Linked DNA regions of Homo sapiens: region 2 is linked to region 1. A link is a loop called in an ENCODE intact Hi-C map of the cell type or tissue named here. Cell type or tissue: mammary epithelial cell. All regions are shown on one strand. Each heading gives the region's core, and the rest is flanking DNA. Links, peaks and the distances in the headings are about the cores only. Region 1 overlaps KIAA1671. Region 2 overlaps LHFPL7 (LHFPL tetraspan subfamily member 7).

What was found. Hi-C counts contacts between places; a loop is a spot of excess contacts. Peaks named below come from ENCODE experiments on the same cell type or tissue, not always from the same donor. Only the 100,000 strongest peaks of a DNase experiment are listed, where the experiment ranks them.
Region 2: a loop joins it to region 1, with 3 times the contacts of the local background. A loop is called at or near these places in 10 of 110 quality-filtered maps.

What each region holds. Positions count from the first base shown.
Region 1 is chr22:25,160,345-25,170,329 of GRCh38, reverse strand. The region is part of intron 6 of KIAA1671; the gene reads right to left. Among named protein-coding and RNA genes, the nearest start is that of CRYBB3, 35 kb to the left of the region's middle. RefSeq lists a silencer at 894-1,188. In mammary epithelial cell, for the core only: no CTCF peak of the experiment used is centred there; a DNase peak (open chromatin) is centred at 5,249.
Region 2 is chr22:24,933,699-24,943,683 of GRCh38, reverse strand. LHFPL7 (LHFPL tetraspan subfamily member 7) reads left to right here. Exons shown (of 4, transcript NM_001388199.1): 2 at 4,132-4,349; 3 at 5,397-5,535; 4 at 8,089-8,586. The coding sequence starts at 4,149. The coding sequence ends at 8,351. Among named protein-coding and RNA genes, the nearest start is that of LHFPL7, 8.0 kb to the left of the region's middle. RefSeq lists a silencer at 6,188-6,482. In mammary epithelial cell, for the core only: CTCF peaks have their summits at 4,738 (motif pointing left) and 6,363 (motif pointing left); no DNase peak of the experiment used is centred there; H3K27ac peaks cover 333 bases.

The DNA.
Region 1 (9,985 bases), core at 1,381-9,380:
CTCTTGACATGAGATCACCTGGTTGAACTACAGTCCCTCGACAATCCCATGGGGTGGATCTTATTACGATCCCCATTTTACAGATGATAAAATTGAGGCTTAAAAACATGAAATTACGGCCGGGCATGGTGGCTCACTCTTGTAATCCCAGTACTTTGGGAGGCCGAGGTGGGCGGATCACGAGGTCAGGAGATCGAGACCATCCTGGCTAACATGGTGAAACCTCATCTCTACTAAAAATATAAAAAATTAGCTGGGTGTGGTGGCAGGCGCCTATAGTTCCAGCTACTTGGGAGGCTGAGGCAGGAGAACGGCGTGAACTCGGGAGGCGGAGCTTGCAATGAGCCAAGATTGCACCACTCCAGCCTGGGCGACAGAGAGACACTCCATCTCAAACAAAAAACATGAAATTACACGCCCCAAATCAAATAGCCAGTAAACAGCCAGCGAAGTGGAATTCAACCCCCAGGTCCAAACCACTGCGCTTCAGGCAACATCAATCCCTTGGGCTGTTGCAACCCGGTCTGTTGCTGGTCTCGGCCCTCGGCCTGGGCACTCAGAGAGGGCACGCAGGGAGCAAGGGTGCTGATTAGCACAGAACTGACCACAGGGCCAAGCCTGGCACACGGTGGAAAGGCCATAAATCCCCATTAAATGACTGAACTGCTGTCTTCCCTCATTTGTCTGCTTCGCAAATTAAAAGCCCATTCCCTGTGATGTGGCCACTGAAGTGGCTGCCACTTAGGCTTGTGCTTTGTTGAGTGGGGAGAAGCTGGTGCCCTCAAGACAAAACCAAAAGTCCAATCCTTGGATGGGCCGTTGGCACACTGATGACTCAGACGGCCTTGGCTGCCTGAGCTTTGAAGCTTTGAATGACGCTCTCAGTCACCTTTTTTTTTTTTTTTTTTTTTGAGACAAGGTCTTACTCTGTCACCTAGGCTGGAGTACAGTGGTGCAATCACAGCTCACTCCAGCCTTGGCCTCTGGGGCTCAAGTAATCCTCCTGCCTGAGACTCCCAAGTAGCTGGGAGTATAGGTATACACTACCACACCCAGCTATTTAAAAAAATTTTTTTGTAGAGATGGGGTCTCGTCATGTTGCCCAGGCTGGTCTTAATCTCCTGGGCTCAAGAAATCCTCCTGCCTCAGCCTCTCAAAGCATTGCAATTACATTGCATGGTGAGGCACCACGCCCAGCCCCAGTCACTGTCTTTTGATGAGGAATTTGGAGATGGGGGTTAGGGCATAAGACTGGCCCAGAAAGACAAACGGGGCTCATCTTTACTCCTTACGTTCTGTTCCATTTGAGATCAGGAGGCACATTCTGCTGGAATATGCTTCATATCATCTCCTGCTCAAAAACCTTCCGGGGTTCCCTATTGTCCTCACGTAGAAATCCAAGGCCCCTTGAAAGTGAGCCCCCACATTTCCTGTCTGATCCCATCCCCTACCCTTGCTCCAAACAAACTCTCTATCCCACACTCTTTGGCTTACTACATACCATACCCACACAAGCCTCACACACTCCTGGCCTCTGCAGCCTTGTTTGTATCATTCCACCTCCCTATCCATCCTTCTTAAACAAAGCTATTGCAACCCATGGTGATATCTCCTCCCTAAACTTTTTTTTTTTTCCCTAGATGGAGTCCCACCCTGTCTCCCAGGCTGGAGTGCAGTGGTGCAATCTTGGCTCACCGCAACCTCCGCCTCCCAGGTTCAAGTGATTTTCTTGCCTCAGCCTCCTTAGTAGCTGGGATTACAGGCACACACCACCATGCCTGGCTAATTTGTTTGTATTTTTAGTGGAGACAGGGTTTCACCACATTGCCCAGGCTGGTCACGAACTCCTGGCCTCAGGTGATCCGCCCACCTCGGCCTCCCGCAGTGCTGGGATTCCAGGCGTGAGCCACCACTGTATACCCTGGATGACTTATCAATTGTACCAGGCAGAACGTGACACATAATTTATATTACACAACAGATATTTACTGAGCTCCTACTACATGCTAGGCACCGGGGAACTGGGCGTGGGAGGTCACGGCACAGACGCAGGCTCTAGGATTCTGCAACTCATCAGATGTGCCCTTTAAGACTGGGATGCTCCAATGTTTCTGTTCCCCTCTTGGAGCCTGCCTGGCACGCAGTAGGTGCTTAGTTAACGGAGGTGGGCTGATTGTTCCTCAGCAGTTTATCTTCTTCCCAGGCAGGGGAGCCAGCCTCTTCTCAGGTTCTCTGGAACCACACTGAGCCGAGACAGCACTTGTGGTCCATGTGGTCCTGCAGAATGAGTGGGCACCTGGGGAAAAGCCTGCTGTGTGGCCTCAGGGCTCTGGCTTCCCTCTCTGAATTGCAGAGAAGTTACAAGAATTCAGTGAGAAAATAATGGTCACCCCCAGGGCACAGGCGCAAACTTGACAGCTCCTAGAACAGGGCCCAGCACTCAGGAAACATCCCATAAATGGTCACCTCCTTTCCATTCTCTTTCTCTTGCCTTTTAGAGATACTCATGTACCCCATGATGTTCGTGGGAATACTGTGAATGAGGTGTATACAAGGACGGGAATTCAGAATAAATCCCTCAGTCACCCCTGCTAAATGGCTACACTCATAGACCCAAATAAGAGCTGCTGTCCACTCTTAATTCTACTGTCTGTAGAAGCTTTTCTGTCTCTAGTTACAACATAACACCTTACTCACTGTAAAACATTTAGGAGTAACGGAAAATCACAAAGAATACATTTTAAAAGAACTTATCACCCAAAGACAGTATTCTCTCATAGTCCTGCCCGGAATTTTCTCAGGATCAATTCACCTACATCACCATTTTACTGGCTGAAGAATATTTCACTTTTCGGATGCAGCATCTTCCAATTAACCAGTCCCCAAGTGCTGGGACTTTTGGTTGCTGAGGATTTTCTTCACCACTATAATCAATAATATGACGAACACCCCTGAGGCTAAATCAACACATCTCTGCAATTATTCCCGTAAGAGAAATTACTAGGTATAGAGTCACCAGGTCAAAGGGCTTTGGGATCCAGATGAGCAAGCCAGCTTTGGAAGAGGCTGCCTAACTTCCAAGCCTACGGGCAGCACATAGGGATAGCTGTTAGCACGCTGTAGGGATGCACTCAGGCCCTGCTGGGGAGTGTTATGTTTTTGCCTTGCAAGGCAAGGTCACCTGATATACTCAGAGGCACAGCACCATCGACAGAATTCTCCCTGGGACGCAGGGCTAGAAGTGGTCATCTGAGCCCGCTCCCAGCTCCTTACTGTTTTCAAAGATGTGATGGAACTGGCCATTCCCTAACTTAATGCCCTTCAGAGGTCAGATTCAGAGGCCAGATGCTGGGGACTTAGGGGTTGTTTCTGGTGGAGGACAAGACATCGTTGTCCCAAGCAGCTTGTTGTCCCGAGGCTGCAAGGTGGATGCTGGGCTTGTGCCTGTGTATGCTAAGCTCAGCGGGAGGCAGAGGAGTGACAGCTTATAGCGAGGGTGGGGACGCAGGGCAGGGCTTGCTGTCTCTGCTCTGCCCAGCTGTGTGGCCTGGCTAAGTGACCCCACCCATCCAAGCCTCAGTTTTCACACTGGAAAAACAAGGACTGTTTTGAGGTATCAACAGATAATCTTCAGAAAGTGTTAAGCTCACTGCCTGGCACATAAATGGGTACCCAGGAGATGGGAACCGTCATGATGACAGCAATTTTCAGGCCCTCTTTGGAGTCAGGCAGGGGAATGGAGCCTTGGCAAAAGGTTCTTAAAATCCCTGAGAGAGGGGGATCCCCCTCAGGGCTGAGTGATGGAAGAAGGAATTTGCAGGGGCCCCCTAGAAACCAAAAGGTCAAGTCCATTGCTGAGGGTGAAACCAGGGCAGGCGGCAGGGGGGCAGTTTCCAGACCTCTTGCGGATGGCCCTGGGGATAAATGGTGTCCAACCAAAACATGGTGGCTTCCCTTTATACAACCATCTGTGTGCCCTCCCCCACAGAGGTTTGGGATTCAGGTTCAGGGATCTGAACTCTCCAAGAGTCAGGGATGGATGGGTTTTCTCCCTCCACCGCCTAATGCCAGACTGAGGGTCCTGAGGCCAGCGCTGCTCCCTCCTCTCTCTCCTTCACTGCCATACTGCATCGATCCTCAGTCCTTCAAAGTCTCTTTCTCGAACAACATTCCTTCCAGCTATGACCAGCTATCTGTTCACCCACGGCGGCAGCTTCCGAGGGACCTCCCCTGGCATCCTTCGCCCTGTATGTGCTTCTCATTCTACTTTCCAAAACTGAATAGGTCCCTGCTCAAAGCCCTTCCACAGCCCCCCACGTCCCTCCGGGTAAGGGCTGGGGTTAGGGAAAGGGTTACGGCCTGCGGGACCTGCATGGGTGCGGGGCCTGGTGGGCTCAGCAGCTCCTTCAGTGTTGCTTCCCTCCTCCCATACCCCTCCTCTCACCCCCCAGTCCCTCCCACTGGCTCCTCCAGCCCCATTTCCCTCCCCTCACATTCCTCCCTCTCACCTCCAGGCCTGGTGGAGCAGCCACCACCTCCAAGTTACCATTCAGATTTCAACTTTGATGGCCAGGAAGCCTTCCCAGAACTTTCCCACCGTCCTACCCTGAGGGCTGGCTCAGGAGGCCCCAGGCTCCCATTGTCCCCTAGACCTCAGGTCTCTACATCTGTGCCATCTGATACAGTAGCCACTAGCCACTTATGACTATTTGAATTTAATTTAAATTGACATTAACTAATACTAAGAATTCAGTTCCCCTGTGGCACTAGCCATATTTCAAGAGCTCCACAGCCACCCACCATGCTGAACAGCATGGAGAATACATTTCTATCACTGTAGAAAGCTGTAGTGTACAGCACTGCTGTAGAACTTTCCACAGTATAATAATTATCATTTACCAGTTTCTCAGCAGTCTTCCCTGAACAAACACTGCTTCCAGAGCCAGAACACCTGGACTTGAATCCAGAGACCACCACATAGTAGCTATGTGACCTTGGACGAGCTACTTCTCTGTGTCTCAATGTTCAATCAAAGCAGGTTATGGTGAATATAACTGCATTCTCTGCTCTTTAACACAGACTGTCAAATTTGGAGTCATGCAGGGGCTAGGGTTACCTAAGGGAATTCATCTTGTAAATGCAGTTTAAGAAAGCAAGCTGTTAATCAGCACTTTCTCTAGTTAGTATCCTGGTAACCTTGTGCATTACAAGTTATTCATGCCTCATCATTCTACCAGAACTTGGCGGGACTTCAAATCAACACTTGAGCTTAGCCCCAGAGCTACGAGGCCTCAAAATCAACCACAGACACACACACACACACACACACACACACACACACACACACACACGCCTGCAACTCTCTCTCTTTTTTTTTTTTTCCCGAGACAGTCTCACTCTGTTGCCCAGGCTGGAGTGTAATAGGACAATCTCGGCTCACTGCAAGCTCCACCTCCTGGATTCAAGTGATTCTCCTGCCTCAGCCTCCCGAATAGCTGGGACTACAGGTGCGTGCCACCAGGCCCAGCTAATTTTTGTATTTTTAGTAGAGAGGGGGTTTCACCATGTTGCCCAGGCTGGTCTTGAACTCCTGACCTCATGATCCGCCTGCCTTGGCCTCCCAAAGTGCTGGGATTACAGGCATGAGCCACCATACCGGGCCCCTGCAACTCACTTTCTACAAGTCAGGTTGTTTTATTAGCTTTAAGGCAGGATATTCTTCCAACTCTTTTGCTTCACAGGCTGCTGTAAAAAACACCTTAGTGACTGCAGGCAGGTGGATAATATACAAGATACTCTGAAAATACACATGATGAATTAAAAGGCAGGCAGAGAGCTCTGCCTGAATTGGTCTCCATTTATCCAAGTCTCCAATCTCTACCTTGGTTTGGTCGTATGTCAAATGAGGTTGACTGAATACTGTAATGTACACCTGGACGGACCCCCTGAGTCCATTCAGTCGGCCCTTCCTTTTCAGATGAGAAAATGGAAGCCCAGAAGCAGGAACAGCTATGGGGCTCTTAGTTCTCCTGGTGAGTGGGAAGCGGAGCTGGGGAGACTGGAACCCAGGCTCTGGGCTCCTTTCCCAGTGCTCCTTCCTGCCACCAACATTCTACCTGCCCCACCTTTTCTATGATGCATCAGGAGGCTCTCAGAAAGAGATGTAGGTTACAATGCTCTGAAAAACCTCAAGACTTGGCAGGTTTAAAAACCACTTGCCTGGACTGGCTTGCCAAGCCCCAAAGCCACTGGAAGGTGAGAACTCTGGGCCCTTGTCTTGCAGGCAAAGACAAGTGCCTCAGTGGACAGCTTTGGGGAGACAGGGTAACATGTACCCCCTAAAGGCTATATTAAAACAACCCATAATATATGTCCCCAAATTTAAAATCTGCATAGCCTTAATTCAGTAACTTTTGCTCCAGAAATTTATCTCAAGGAAACCATCAGAGATACCTGCCAAGATCTATGAACATGGACACCGCCCTGCAGGATTAGTTATTATTGCAAAATACGAGAGACAACCTAAATGTTCAATAAGGCAGGAGACGGTGAAATACAATATCCATGCAATGGATAAATACAGCCAAGGAATGGCCGGGCGTGGTGGCTCATGCCTGTAATCCCAGCACTTTGGGAGGCCGAGGTGGGCATCACAAGGTCAAGAGATCGAGACCATCCCAGCCAACATTGTGAAACCCCATCTCTACTAAAAATATAAAAATTAGCTGGGCGTGGTGGCGTGCACCTGTAGTCCCAGCTACTTTGGAGGCTGAGGTAAGAGAATCACTTGAACCCGGGTAGCGGAGGTTGCAATGAGCAGAGATCGCACCACTGCACTCCAGCCTGGGTGACAGTGTGAGACTCCATCTCAAAAAAAAAAAAAAAAAAAATACAGCCAAGGAAAATAATGTCCAGAAGTAATATTTACTGTCACAGAAAGATGTCTGCCATAAACTAGAAAATGTAAAAAAAAAAAAAAAAAAAAAAAAAAAAAAAAATTTGAGGCAATGTCTCACTCTATCACCCAGGCTGGAGTGCAGTGACACTGTCAACGGCTCACTGCAGCCTCGACTCCTCAGGCTTAAGTGATCCTCCCATCTTAGCCTCCTGAGTAGCTGGGACTACAGGCATGTGCCACCATGCCTGGCTAATTTTTGTATTTTTTGTAGAGACAAGGTTTCACCGTGTTGCCCAGGCTGGTCTTGAATTCCTGGGCTCAAGCGATCTACCTGCCTCTGCCTCCCAAAGTGCTGGGATTATAGGCCTGAGCCACCATGCCAGGCCAAAAAAAATTTTTTTAAGGTAACAAAACAATGTGTGTTGTGACACCAGTTTTGTGAAAACAAACACATAAATGGGAGTATATGTACACATCATAAGTTAAGTACCAATCAGAAACAGGCTCTTAGTCAATCTACACCAGAGTTTAGCAAACTTTTTCTATAAAGGGCTAGATAGTAAATATTTTGGGCTTTGTGGGTCATGATGGTCTCTGTTCCAGTTACTCAATTCTGCTGTTGTTAATGCAAAGGCAGCACAAGACTCATAGCTAAATGAGTGTGCATGGCTGTGTCCCAATAAAACTTTATTTACAAAAGAAGTAGCCGGCTAGATTTTGCTTTCAGGCAGTAGTTTGCTGATCTCTGATCTATAGAGGCTCTTTCATTCATCACAGTACCCCAGCACTTAGAACAACACCTCACCTCTAGTAGTTGTGGAATAAACATTTGTTGGAGAAATATGTTTCTGAGAATAATATTTTTGCAGTGAGTAACCATGAGTTTCTTAAATAGAAAAGGTGACATAGTTACACAGGGGATGGGAAAAAGAGAAAATATTACACCTGCATGTATTTTGGGGTGTTTGACACATCCGCCTAAGAAAGAACCCTGAGTCAGGGCAGTGCTCGGTGGCACACAGCTGACAGAGCAGTTCTGAGAGATTCCAGAAGTGTGTCCCAATCCCCTCTGCAATTCTATACCCCCAGCTGTGCAGGGAGCACTGTGGTCATGGGGCCCAGGCCAGCGTGGGGGACACACGCTCTGTCCCAGTGCCCCTGTGGGCCCAGGCAGCTTCTCATCCTGTGTCCAGGCCAGACCAGTACCATGGCCAAGCAATAAGAGTAACAATAATGGCAGGGGCTGACACTCCTGAGCGCTGACAATGTGCCAATCATTATGCCATGGAAAGCTCCCAAGAAGCCTATAAAGTAGGAACCATGAGGAACCCATTTCACAGAGGAGGAGACTGAGGCCCAGGGAGTCGATCTGGCATGCCCAAGGTCACATGGTTTGGAAGGGGTGGAGCTGGGATTTGAACCTGAGTTTGCCTGGCACCCAAAGACATCCAAAGACAGCACATTCTCCTGGCTCTGGCTTGACACTGAGAGCTTTCCTGGGTCCTCAATAACCATTTTATAGAGGGGAAAACTAAGGACCAAGCAGTGGGAGGCATGCCCAGCCAGGCCTGAAACCCAGTGTCCTGACTCCCTGGCCAGTGCTCTGGTCACCACAGGCCATCCCGAAGTGCATCCACAGGTGTGGTCTCAGTTGGGCCCAGGAAAAGGAGAAGGGGAGGGGCTGGAGACCAAGGATTGGCCAAGTCCCCCAGTCTGTCCCACATCCACCCTGCACGCCCAGCTGTCAGGACCGTCTTTTCAGAAGGTCCAGCAAGGCCTCGGCACACGTGCTCCCATCCCTCCAGCAGCTCCCTTCCAGCACTCTGAAGATAAAGCCGGGGTCCTCACTGGGCCCTGTGGGTCCCACTTGACCGGCACTCACTCCTGGTGCCCTTATCTCACCCTCTTTCCTCATCTGTTCTGATTTGGCCACGCGATCCTCACACACACAAGGCACCATCGTGCCACAGGCCCCTGTCTGAGCTGTTGGCTCTGCCTAGGATGCTGCCTCCACGGGCCCAGGCCCACTCATCCTTCAGATGGCACACTGATGTCAGCTCCTCTTAGGGGCTTTCCTGATCCCCAGTGGTCTACGTGGGCATCCTCCCCATCAGAGCCCTGGCCTCAGTTGGTGGTACTGAAACTATTTGTATGACTCGTTGAATGTGTGTCCCTCCCAGCACATGCAGTCTCCAAGGGGGTCGCTGTTTTTTGTCACAATTCTCAGTGCTTAGTTACAGTACCTGGCACATAGTAAGTGCTCAGTAAATAGGAAGGAGGGAAGGAGGGAAGAAAGAAGGAGAAGGAAAGTTAGGAAGGGAGAAACAGAAGAAAGGGATGGGAGAAGAAGGGAGAGGTGAGGAGGGAAGGGAAGGGGAAGGAAGGGGGTCAGACTAGAAGGAACTAGATGGGATATGAGGCTGGGCAGACCCCTCAGGACCCTCTCTCAAAGCTGCCAGCAAAAACCTGCACAACATCCCCTCCCATGGACTTGGGTCCCAGCTGAGAGAGAAGTCAGGATGTATGATGGGCTTCCGGGCAGACCACTGTGTCACCTCTGGTTACAGCACAAGCCAAGTCTTGCCCCATCCCCAGCTCTATGTCAGGGGAGGAATGGCACTTCTTAGGGAAAGTTGTGGGACAGCAGCCACTGACTCCCCCTCAGTGGGCTCCAAGGACAACAATGTAGGTGTGGCCTGGCTGGGCCAGGTGTGGCCAGGTGTAGTCAGGTGTGGCTGGATGTGGTGGCTGAGGCAGGGGGATGGTCCAGGGTCTGGGCTGATCTCCTGGCTGCAGGCTACTCAGGACATGCTGTGGACACTACTCAGTGGGGCAGGAAGGCCTTGCGGTCATCTCTGGGGTTGGTGCAAGCCTGGTGTGGAGGAGGGAGAGCAGAAGAGGAGAGGGAGACAGAGACAGGCAGTCAGAGGCAGATAGAGAAGCAGCAAGGACAGAGATGGGAGCAAGACCGAACCGAAAGAGCAAGCCCAAGACTGAGAAGCACGGAGACGGGCGCAGAGAGACACAGGGCAAGAGTAACAGGGAGGTGGAGGGGTGCCCAAGCCTCTGAATGAGGGGGCTGGATGG
Region 2 (9,985 bases), core at 793-8,792, 230 kb after region 1:
AGGGCCCAGAACCCGAGCCTGATTCCCAAAGTATGAGTCTCAGTTCTATGGCTTGCTTCCTGAGCCTCAGTTTTGTCATCTGTAAAATGGGAACAGTGATAATATTATCTATAATAGTATCTATCGCATCAGGTGGCCATAAGGCTTATAGGTAACAAGTGCTTACCTATGCAAGTGCTTAGACCGAAGCCTGGTGAGTGCCCAGAAATTGTTGACTGCTATTAAAAGTTAAGCACTGAGCCAGAGGAGAAAATATTCAGTCCCTTTCAAGCTCTCCTTAGGTGGATTCCAGCCAATTGCAGCCTGGCCGGATGTGGTTTCGGGTTATAATGCCTCATTTAGGTTTCTGGGCACCTGGACGGTTGACGTGATTTTCCCAGGTGACATTGAGCATTATCTGGAGAACAAAACTCCTTTCAAGGTGAGAAACGCCTGGACAGCCACTGGCGCAGCCAGAGAGAGGCACAATCATAGGCCTAGGTGGATTCAGCTCTCCCAGGCTTCCTGGCTGGAATTACACCCCTCACTATCTTGCCAACCCAAAGGAGAGGCTGATTTTGGTGTAGGGAAAACACCACCACCACCACCAAAAAAACCCCATAAAAATACTGTCCCCTCTCACTCAAGGGAGGATATTCCACTTGCTGGCGAGCAGCCACGAGGTTTTTCTCATCTCGGGGTAAAAAGCCCGTGCAACTTGACCCAGATATACCTGCCCAGGTTTATCTCTGCCCCTCCCCCAGCAACACACACACACACACACACACACACACACACACACACACACACACTTTATCCCCTTGAAGCTTCACAACAACCCTCACTCCCATTTTCCAGAGAGGTGAGGCCATCTCCCCAAACTCCTATAGATGGGAAGGGGAGGATCTGGGCTTCTCTGCCTTTTTCCATCATATCACCCTGCCCATTGACTGATCCCAACACTGTCTGCCCCTAGTCCAGACTAAGGGATTCATAATCTTCTTGTACAGATGGAGAAACTGAGGCCTAGAGCAATGGGCCTAGAGCCACTTGCCCCAGGTCCCGCACCAGGGATATGGTGGAGTGGTTGGTTGGCCTCTAACCCCAGAATTCCTGCCATGTTTAGTGGGTGGCTGGGCTTAGATGGCCAAAGTGAAACCCAAGGTTGTGCCGCAGGTGCCTGGCAAAGCTGGCTAAGTGCCCTTGGCCTGGTTGGCAGCTCAGCTGCTTTTGACCTTGAGTGCCCTTGGGCAGGCTCACCCTTCTGGGCTTCCTTTCTGGCCATCAATGGCAGGATTGGCTATTTGTTAGCAAATCACCTTCCAGTCTCAGCCATGCCGTGAAACCATGACTATTATTAAAGTAAGACTTGACTCTACATTGACTTACTTTTATATTAAAATACATTTGAGGCCGGGCGCGGTGGCTCACACCTGTAATCCCAGCACTTTGGGAGGCCGAGGCGGGTGGATCACAAGGTCAGGAGATCGAGACCATCCTGGCTAACGGGGTGAAACCCCGTCTCTACTAAAAATACAAAAAATTAGCCGGGCATGGTGGCGGGCGCCTATGTCCCAGCTACTCGGGAGGCTGAGGCAGGAGAACGGCATGAACCCGGGAAGCAGAGCTTGCAGTGAATGGAGATCGTGCCACTGCACTCCAGCCTGGGTGACAGAGTGAGACTCCATCTCAATAAATAAATAAATAAATAAATAAATAAATAAAATACATTTGAATTTCGGCCAGGTGCAGTGGCTCACGCGTGTAATCCCAGCACTTTAGGAGTCCGAGGCGTGCGGATCACGAGGTCAGGAGATGGAGACCATCCTGGCCAACATGGTGAAACCCCATCTCTACTGAAAATACAAAAATTAGCTGGGCGTGATGGCTTGTGCCTGTAATCCCAGCTACTCAGGCTGAGGCAGGAGAATCGCTTGAACCAGGGAGTCGGAGGTTACGTGAGCTGAGATCGCGCCACTGTACTCCAGCCTGGAGACAGAGCAAGACTCCGTCTCAAAACAAAACAAATGAACAAACAAACAAACAAAAAAATTTGAATTTCCATTGGAAAAGCAGTATCATGCCAAAAAAAAAAAAAAAAACAAATATACGCAAAATCAAACCACATTCACAGATTCTCACTAGAGTCTTGCTATGGACTGAATATTTGTGTCCACCCAAAATTTATATGTTGAAACCCTAACCCCCAAGGTGATGATATTAGGAGATGAGGCCCTTGGGATCTGCTTCAAGGGAACCCAAACCAAGACATCCATGGTGTTTCAGTCCAAAAGTAAGACGCAGAATGCAATACGTAATGCTAGCCTGGCCAACATGGTGAAACCCCATCTCTACTAAAAATACAAAAATTAGCCAGGTGTGGTGGCATGTGCCTGTAGTCCCAGCTACTCGGGAGGCTGAGGCAGGGGAACTGTTTGAATCTGGGAGGCAGAGGTTGCAATGAGCCGACATGGCACCACTGCATTCCAGCCTGGCCGACACACAGCAAGACTCTGTTTCAAAAAAAAAAAAAGATAATACCATCTGCAGCAATGAGAAATGCACGCATACAGCACCACACCAATTTTGCAAACCTAACTCCACACAAAATGACATACATTAAATAATTAAAATAAAAAAAAAACAAAGTGGCTGCTATAAACAGCATCTGTGTTCCTTGAGGCCAGCCTGGCCAATATAGGGAGACCTTGTTTCCACAGAAAAGAAAAAAGGTTTCTAATTAGCCACATGTGATGGAACGTCTCTGCAAAAAAATAAAAATAAATAAAAATTAGCTGCCCCAGTAGTCCCAGCTACTCAGCAGGTGGGAGGATCGCTTGAACCCAGGAGTTTGAGGTGGCAGTGAGCTATGATCATGCACTGCACTCCAACCTTTTTTCTCTGAAAGAAAGAAAGAGAGAGAGAGGGAAGGAAGGAAGGAGGGAGGGAGGGAGGGAAGGAAGGAAGGAAGCAAGGAAGGAAGGAAAGAAAGGGAAGGAGGGAAGGAGGGAGGGAGAGAGAAGGAAGGAGGGAAGGAAGGAAGGAAGGAAGGAAGGAAGGAAGGAAGGGCGGGCATATGTGTGTGAATTATTATTATTTTTTTTTTTTTGAGACGGAGTCTCGCTCTGTCGCCCAGGCTGGAGTGCAGTGGTGCGATCTCGGCTCACTGCAAGCTCCGCCTCCCGGGTTCACGCCATTCTCCTGCCTCAGCCTCCCAAGTAGCTGGGACTACAGGCGCCCGCTCCCACGCCCGGCTAATTTTTTTTTGTATTTTTAGTAGAGACGGAGTTTCACCGTGTTAGCCAGGATGTTCTCGATCTCCTGACCTCGTGATCCACCCGCCTCGGCCTCCCAAAGTGCTGGGATTACAGGCGTGAGCCACCGCGCCCGGCTATGTGTGTGAATTTTTAAAAGGTGCCCCGACTGGGTAGAAGCAGCCCTTTAGAACAGAGGAGGCTCCATGGAAGAATGGATAAATAGGCCGTGCGCGGTGGCTCACGCCTGTAATCCCAGCACTTTGGGAGGCCGAGGCAGGCGGATCACAAGGTCAGGAGATCGAGATCATCCTGGCTAACACGGTGGAACCCGTCTCTACTAAAAATACAAAAAATTAGCCGGGCGCGGTGGCGGGCGCCTGTAGTCCCAGCTACTCCGGAGGCTGAGGCAGGAGAATGGCGTGACCCCGGGAGGCGGAGCTTGCAGTGAGCCGAGATCGCACCACTGCACTCCAGCCTGGGCGACAGAGCAATAATCTGTCTCAAAAAAAAAAAAAAAAAAAAAGCGATAAATGAATGAACGAACGAACAAATGAACAAATGAAAGTATGCACGGAATATGAGAAGAGCCCTGCATGGACCAGTGAGGATGATGTGCCATGAAGAAGGTGGAGGGGCAAATGTTCAAAGGTCTTTCAGGGCTAACATTTATTCTAGGACTTGGGGGTTGTACTTCTAGAATTTGCTAGGGCAAAGTAACCCCCACTACCAGACCACAGTTATTAGTACCTCCCATTTGCATCTCCAGGCTCAAGGGGGGCTGATGATCTGGGGTCTGATCATAACACCAGATCCCTGGCTAGGGAGCACCTCGGCCAGCCCCTTTCTCTCCTTGTCCCTGCAGTCTCCATTAGTAATCTTCCCTGTTGACCCCTAGGTCAGCGATACTGCCTAATGTTGAGCAGTGTGTGGGTAGCTCTGGGGCTCTCTCTGACCTGCACCTCAGCCTTCAGCCTCATCTCCCCTGCCTGGTTCCAGACCCCGACCTTCTCCTTTGGCATCCTCACCTACTGCTCCTGGCCTCAGGGCAACAGTTGGAACCAGAGCTGCGTGACCTTCAGTTCCCTGGAGGATATTCCTGACTTTGCCTGGAAGGTGAGAGCTGGCTCACCAAGTCACTGGGTCTTCAGGGGCTCGTTTAAACTCATTAAGGCAGGAAAGCTGGCTGAGCGGAATTCGAGGAGGCTTTCCTCACTGCCTGAGTGTCCCAGTGGCTTCGAATTTGCCATTACTCTCCTTAGAACTGAGCATAGAAGTTCTTCAACCTGACAGCCCTTCAGAAACACCTGTGCAACTTTGCAAAGATGCCAAGTTCTGTGCTCCACCCGGAGCCCCTGTCTCTGTAGGCGTGGAGTGGGGTCCGGCTACTGATAATTTAACAAACATGCAGGATGATTCCAAAGGCAGCTGCCGGCCAATGTAGCACCTTCGTGCAAATTAGGAAAAGGTGCCCCTTCTTTAGGATGCTCTACTGCCATCTGCTGGAAAGTCACTGTAATCAGTTTGCAAATCTATGATGGCCCCCAACGTGTCTCTGAGAGTTGTGCAGTATACAACCTGCACGCTCTTACCTGGCCACCCTCTAAACACTGCTAGGTTTAAAAATGAAAGCTAAGGTGTTAAAGTCCCAGCTATGATGCACATTGCCAAAATCAACAATGGGGAGAATGGGAAAGGACTCCTAGTCCAGCACCTCTAAGGAAGAATATACAGCCTTCAAAATTGATTGTTATAAGGGTGATGTAACAGCAGCTACCAGGTGCCTCTCCTGATGATCCTGGCATGTAGCAAGTGCTTAATAAAGGTACTATATGCTGGTCAGTCAATGTGGATCTTCATTCTGGCTCTACCACTTAATTACCCATGTGTTCTGAGGCAAATGACTTCAGTTTCTTGGACTTTTATTGGAAAATTTATTTTCTTGGACAGTTTCTTTTTATGTAAAATGGAGATCATAATAGCACAAACCACATGCTGCGAGGACTCAGAAGCTGGTCAATGAGCAGGGGAGCATCCACCTGCCCCTGTCCCAGCCAACACCCTTCCTTCTGTCTCTTCCTTGCAGGTCTCAGCTGTGATGCTCCTCGGAGGCTGGCTCCTGTTGGCCTTCAATGCAATTTTCCTCCTGTCTCTTCCCTGCAGGTCTCAGCTGTGATGCTCCTCGGAGGCTGGCTCCTGTTGGCCTTCAATGCAATTTTCCTCCTGTCTTGGGCTGTGGCCCCCAAAGGGCTGTGCCCAAGGAGAAGCAGTGTTCCAATGCCAGGGGTGCAGGCAGTGGCAGGTAAATCCAATGCACAGGCACATAGTCAGTGCTCTAGACATATTTATGGAATGAATGAATGAATGAATGAATGAATGAGTCTGTGAGCAGAGCCTGGCCTCTCGGGTCAGACCTCAGAGATAAACCCTAGGATTGTTGACTATTCCTGGTCCTTTGGCAAGCCAGAAATCAGGGGGAGGGAGAGATGGCATCCTTAGTGTCACCCATTACTGCTCTTAGCTGACCCAGTCCTAATAATCTGTCCCCCTTTGTTTCTCGCTCATCCATCCACTTCATGTCATCCTTACCAGGGCCACCATACACAGTTGGGGATGTTGTGCACTGTGCAAGCATGCCCAGCTGAGAACTGAGAAGATGCTGAAATCTAGTCCATACTTCACTTGCTAAACTGTGAACCTGCAAGACTGCATCTCTTGAGAAGGGTCACTTTTCTGTAATTTATACATAGCTTTTGAATATACTAGCCAGGTCTTCATTGCAATCCTCATTCAATTAATGCTCCACCATCTCTTGCCTGGATTACAGCAATAAGCACCTCACAGGTCTCACTGCTGTCACTGCTCCCCCTTAGTGTCTATTTGGCCACATACTGGACAAACGAGTCCTGTTAACCTGACATCAGATCATGCCACTCAGACTGGCTTATCCACCCTCCAATCACTTCCCATCATACTCAGAGTAAAATCTGAACTTCTTACCGTAGCCTATGAGGCTCCACCTAACCCAGTCCCCAGTCCCTCACCAACCTCATCTCTTCCTTCCTCTGCCAGGCTCAGTGTGCTCTGGCTATTCTGATTTGCAATCTGTTGCTCATATACACCATGCTTGCTCCCTCTGCTGGACTCCTCTTTCCCCAGATTTTCACAGGTCTTGCTACTCACTTCATTACGGGCTCTGCTCAGATATCACTGCCTCCATGAGGTCTTCCATGACTTCTAGCTAAGGGATCTTCCCTCTCCTTAGATTCTCCATCTTCTTACTTTGCTTTATATTTTTCATAGCACATACTTACCTGAAATATCTAATCTGCCTACTTGATTATTGTCCCTCTTTCTCCAAAGAACATCAGCTCCATGAGGAGAAGGACATGTCTGTCTGCCTGGTTATCACCAGCCCCTAGCACAGTGCTTCATACATAATAGGTGCCCAATAAACATTTGCTGAGTCAATTGATGGAGACATGATCCTTGTCCTAGGCTTGCTTGCAGTGTCTAGTTTGTTGGGCGGCGGGGGGGGCGGGGGTTGGAGGGCATCAGTCAGTGGATATTTCACATGGTGGGGATGAGCAAAGGATGCTAGAAAAAACTCCAGGAAACACCTGACCCAGTGCATGGATGGGCCCAGTGTATGCATGGGTTAAGGCAAGCTTCTTGGAGGAGGTCCCACCTGAGCCAAGTCTGGAAGGATGAGTAGAAGTTAGCCAAGAGTACAAGGGCATTTCTGGTAATGGGAACCTGAAGAATAAAGGCATGGAAAAAAGGGAGCAAGGCATGTGCAGGGAACTGAAAGTAGACAAGGGTGGCTGGAGAGCAGCAAGGGAGGCCAGGGGATCTTCTGATTTCTTTTATGAGTGCCTTGGAAGCAAGAAGGTGTCCAGTCATTTCATTAGTATCATTAATGCCCACTGCAGCACCTCTAACAGTTTTGATGAATGAACACGTGACTGCATGGGTGAGCTAGTGAATGGATGAATGAGTGTGTTGATAAGTGGATGAATGAACTGTTGGATGAATAGATGGATACATTGGTAGATGGATGAATGGATAGATGGATGGATGGACTGGTGGATGGATGAATGGATGGATGCAAGGATAGGAAAAATTGATAGAATGGAATATAGTTGGATGGATGTAGGATGAGAGATGGGTGGATGGATGGATTGGTGGGAGGCAAGTGGCTAAGTAGGCAGATGGACAGATGAATGGATGAGTGAATAAATAGGTGGACAGAGGGATGGAGAGAATAAGTGGAGATGAACATGGCTGAGTGGATGGATGAGCAGATGGACAGAAGGGTGGAAGTGTAGTTGAGTGAGTGAGTAGGTGGATAAAAGGAGACATGAGCCAATAAATAAGTGAATGGATGGATGGGTGGGTTAGGGAATTGCAAAAATGAGTGGGTTGTTAAGTGGATGGATGAACAATGAATGAATGGGTGGATATTTTAGTGGATGGATGAGGAAAATGGGTATACTGGATGGATGAATGGAAGATGAGGGTGGATGATGGGTGAGCAGATGGATGGGTGGCAGGCAGGTGGTTAAGTAGGAAGATGGACAGAAGGATGGATGTGTGAATGGATATGTAGATAGGATAGAGAAAATAAGTGGGTAAGAGTATGTTTGAATGGATGGGTTAGTGAAGGGACAGATAGTTGGAAGCGTAGTTGAATGAGTGGGTAGACAAAAGGAGAGATGAGCCAATAAATAAGCAAATGAATGAATGAGTGGGTGGATAGATGGATGGGTGGATAAAGGGTGGATGAGTCGTGGGATGGAAAGTTAGTGAGGTACCCCTTGGCCAACACATTGTCTTTCCTTCCTGCTATCTCCAGCTACTGCCATGATTGTGGGTCTGCTGATTTTCCCAATCGGCCTTGCCTCCCCATTCATCAAGGAAGTGTGCGAAGCCTCCTCCATGTATTATGGTGGGAAGTGCCGGCTGGGTTGGGGTTACATGACTGCTATCCTCAATGCAGTCCTGGCCAGCCTCCTGCCCATCATCAGCTGGCCCCACACAACCAAGGTCCAAGGGAGGACCATCATCTTCTCCAGTGCCACCGAGAGAATCATCTTTGTGCCAGAAATGAACAAATAAAAATCTCCTGGGAGTAGCACAAAGGGCACACTCCAGAGTTTTATGAAATCATCATGTAGCCAACTTCAAATCCCATCTCTGCTCCTTCTTGCTGTGTGACTTCAGGCAAGCCACTTTACCTCTCTGGAACAGTTTTTTCTTCTGGAAAATGAAAGTTGAAATCATACCTACCTCATAAGGTTGTTCTGAGAATTCACTGGAGATGCTCTGTGTAAATAAAGCACTTTGCACCATGTCTGGCACATAGCGTTCAATAAATATTGGCTACTATTATTACAATCCTTACCTCAAGGACTGTGCTGAGAAGTCAACATCTTTAAGAAAACTGCCCAGGCTAATTCTGAGTTCATGGTTGTCACTCAAAAACTAAATTGTTTAATTGGCATGCGCATATTCTCTCTCCCTTCTCTTTTTATAATTCTTCCTTGTTTTAGATAATTTGAAAATTATTTATTTTCTCATCAAATATTTAGTGACTGCCTATTATGTATAAGATTTTGAGCCAATAGGCTGGGAGCGGTGGCTCACACTTGTAATCCCAGCACTTTGGGAGGCTGAGACGGGTGGATCATAAGGTCGGGAGTTCGAGACCACTCTGGCCAATATGGTGAAACCCCATCTCTACTAAAAATACAAAAATTAGCTGGGCGTGGTGGTGCATGCCTGTAGTCCCAGCTACTCAGGAGGCTGAGGCAGGAGAATTGCTTGAACACGGGAGGCGGAGGTTGCAGTGAGCTGAGATCACACCGCTGCACTCCCACCTGGGAGACACAGGGAGACTCTGTCTCAAAAAAGACAAAAAAAAAAAAAAAGAGCCAATTTTGGGGTGGGGAGAAGGAGTTAAGGACCTTTCTCACCCCTTATGAAAATAATCCCGTTGATGTGGAAACTACACTGTTACCTGGGACCCTTTAGAATCCATTTCCAACCTCTCTCTTCAGGCTCTTGTCACCCACCCAACCCCTGTGCCTCTCCTTCTAGCCACAGTAAACTTCTAAGCCCACAGCAGTCCTATTCCTGTGGCACGCCAGGACTCACCAAATGCAGGCCTCCATGACAACTGTTTCAGCACTGACCGAGTGCTTAAGTTTAATGTTAAAAGCCAGTGACCTTATACAAAGGCTGGAATGTAACAAAAGCCCACCAAGAGTTTTGCCTAGGCCTTTCCTGGGCCTCAAAGCATGACAAAATAACGAAGGAATTCTTAACACTACCCATTTTAGGATTAAACAAGTTTTACTGGGGTTCTGAAGAAACTCCCCAGGCCTCCACAAACAACTTTATTAGAGGTCTGAAGGAACCCCCCAAATCCCCGTGATTTAGCAGGAGACAAGATAAGGGTAATCATCTCATTACTTGGACCCATTTAGATTAGTAAATTTACTGAGGCTCCAGAGGAAGGTCTTCAAGACTCAGACCTTAGTTATAGATTAAAAGAAGTTAATTAATTAATTAATTAATTTTGAGATGGAGTTTTGCTCTTGTTGCCCAGGCTGGAGTCCAATGGCGTGATCTCAGCTGACTGCAACCTCCGCCTCCCGGGTTCAAGCGATTCTCCTGCCTCAACCTCCCGATTAGCTGAGATTACAGGCATGTGCCACCACACCCAGCTAATTTTTTTGTATTTTTAGTAG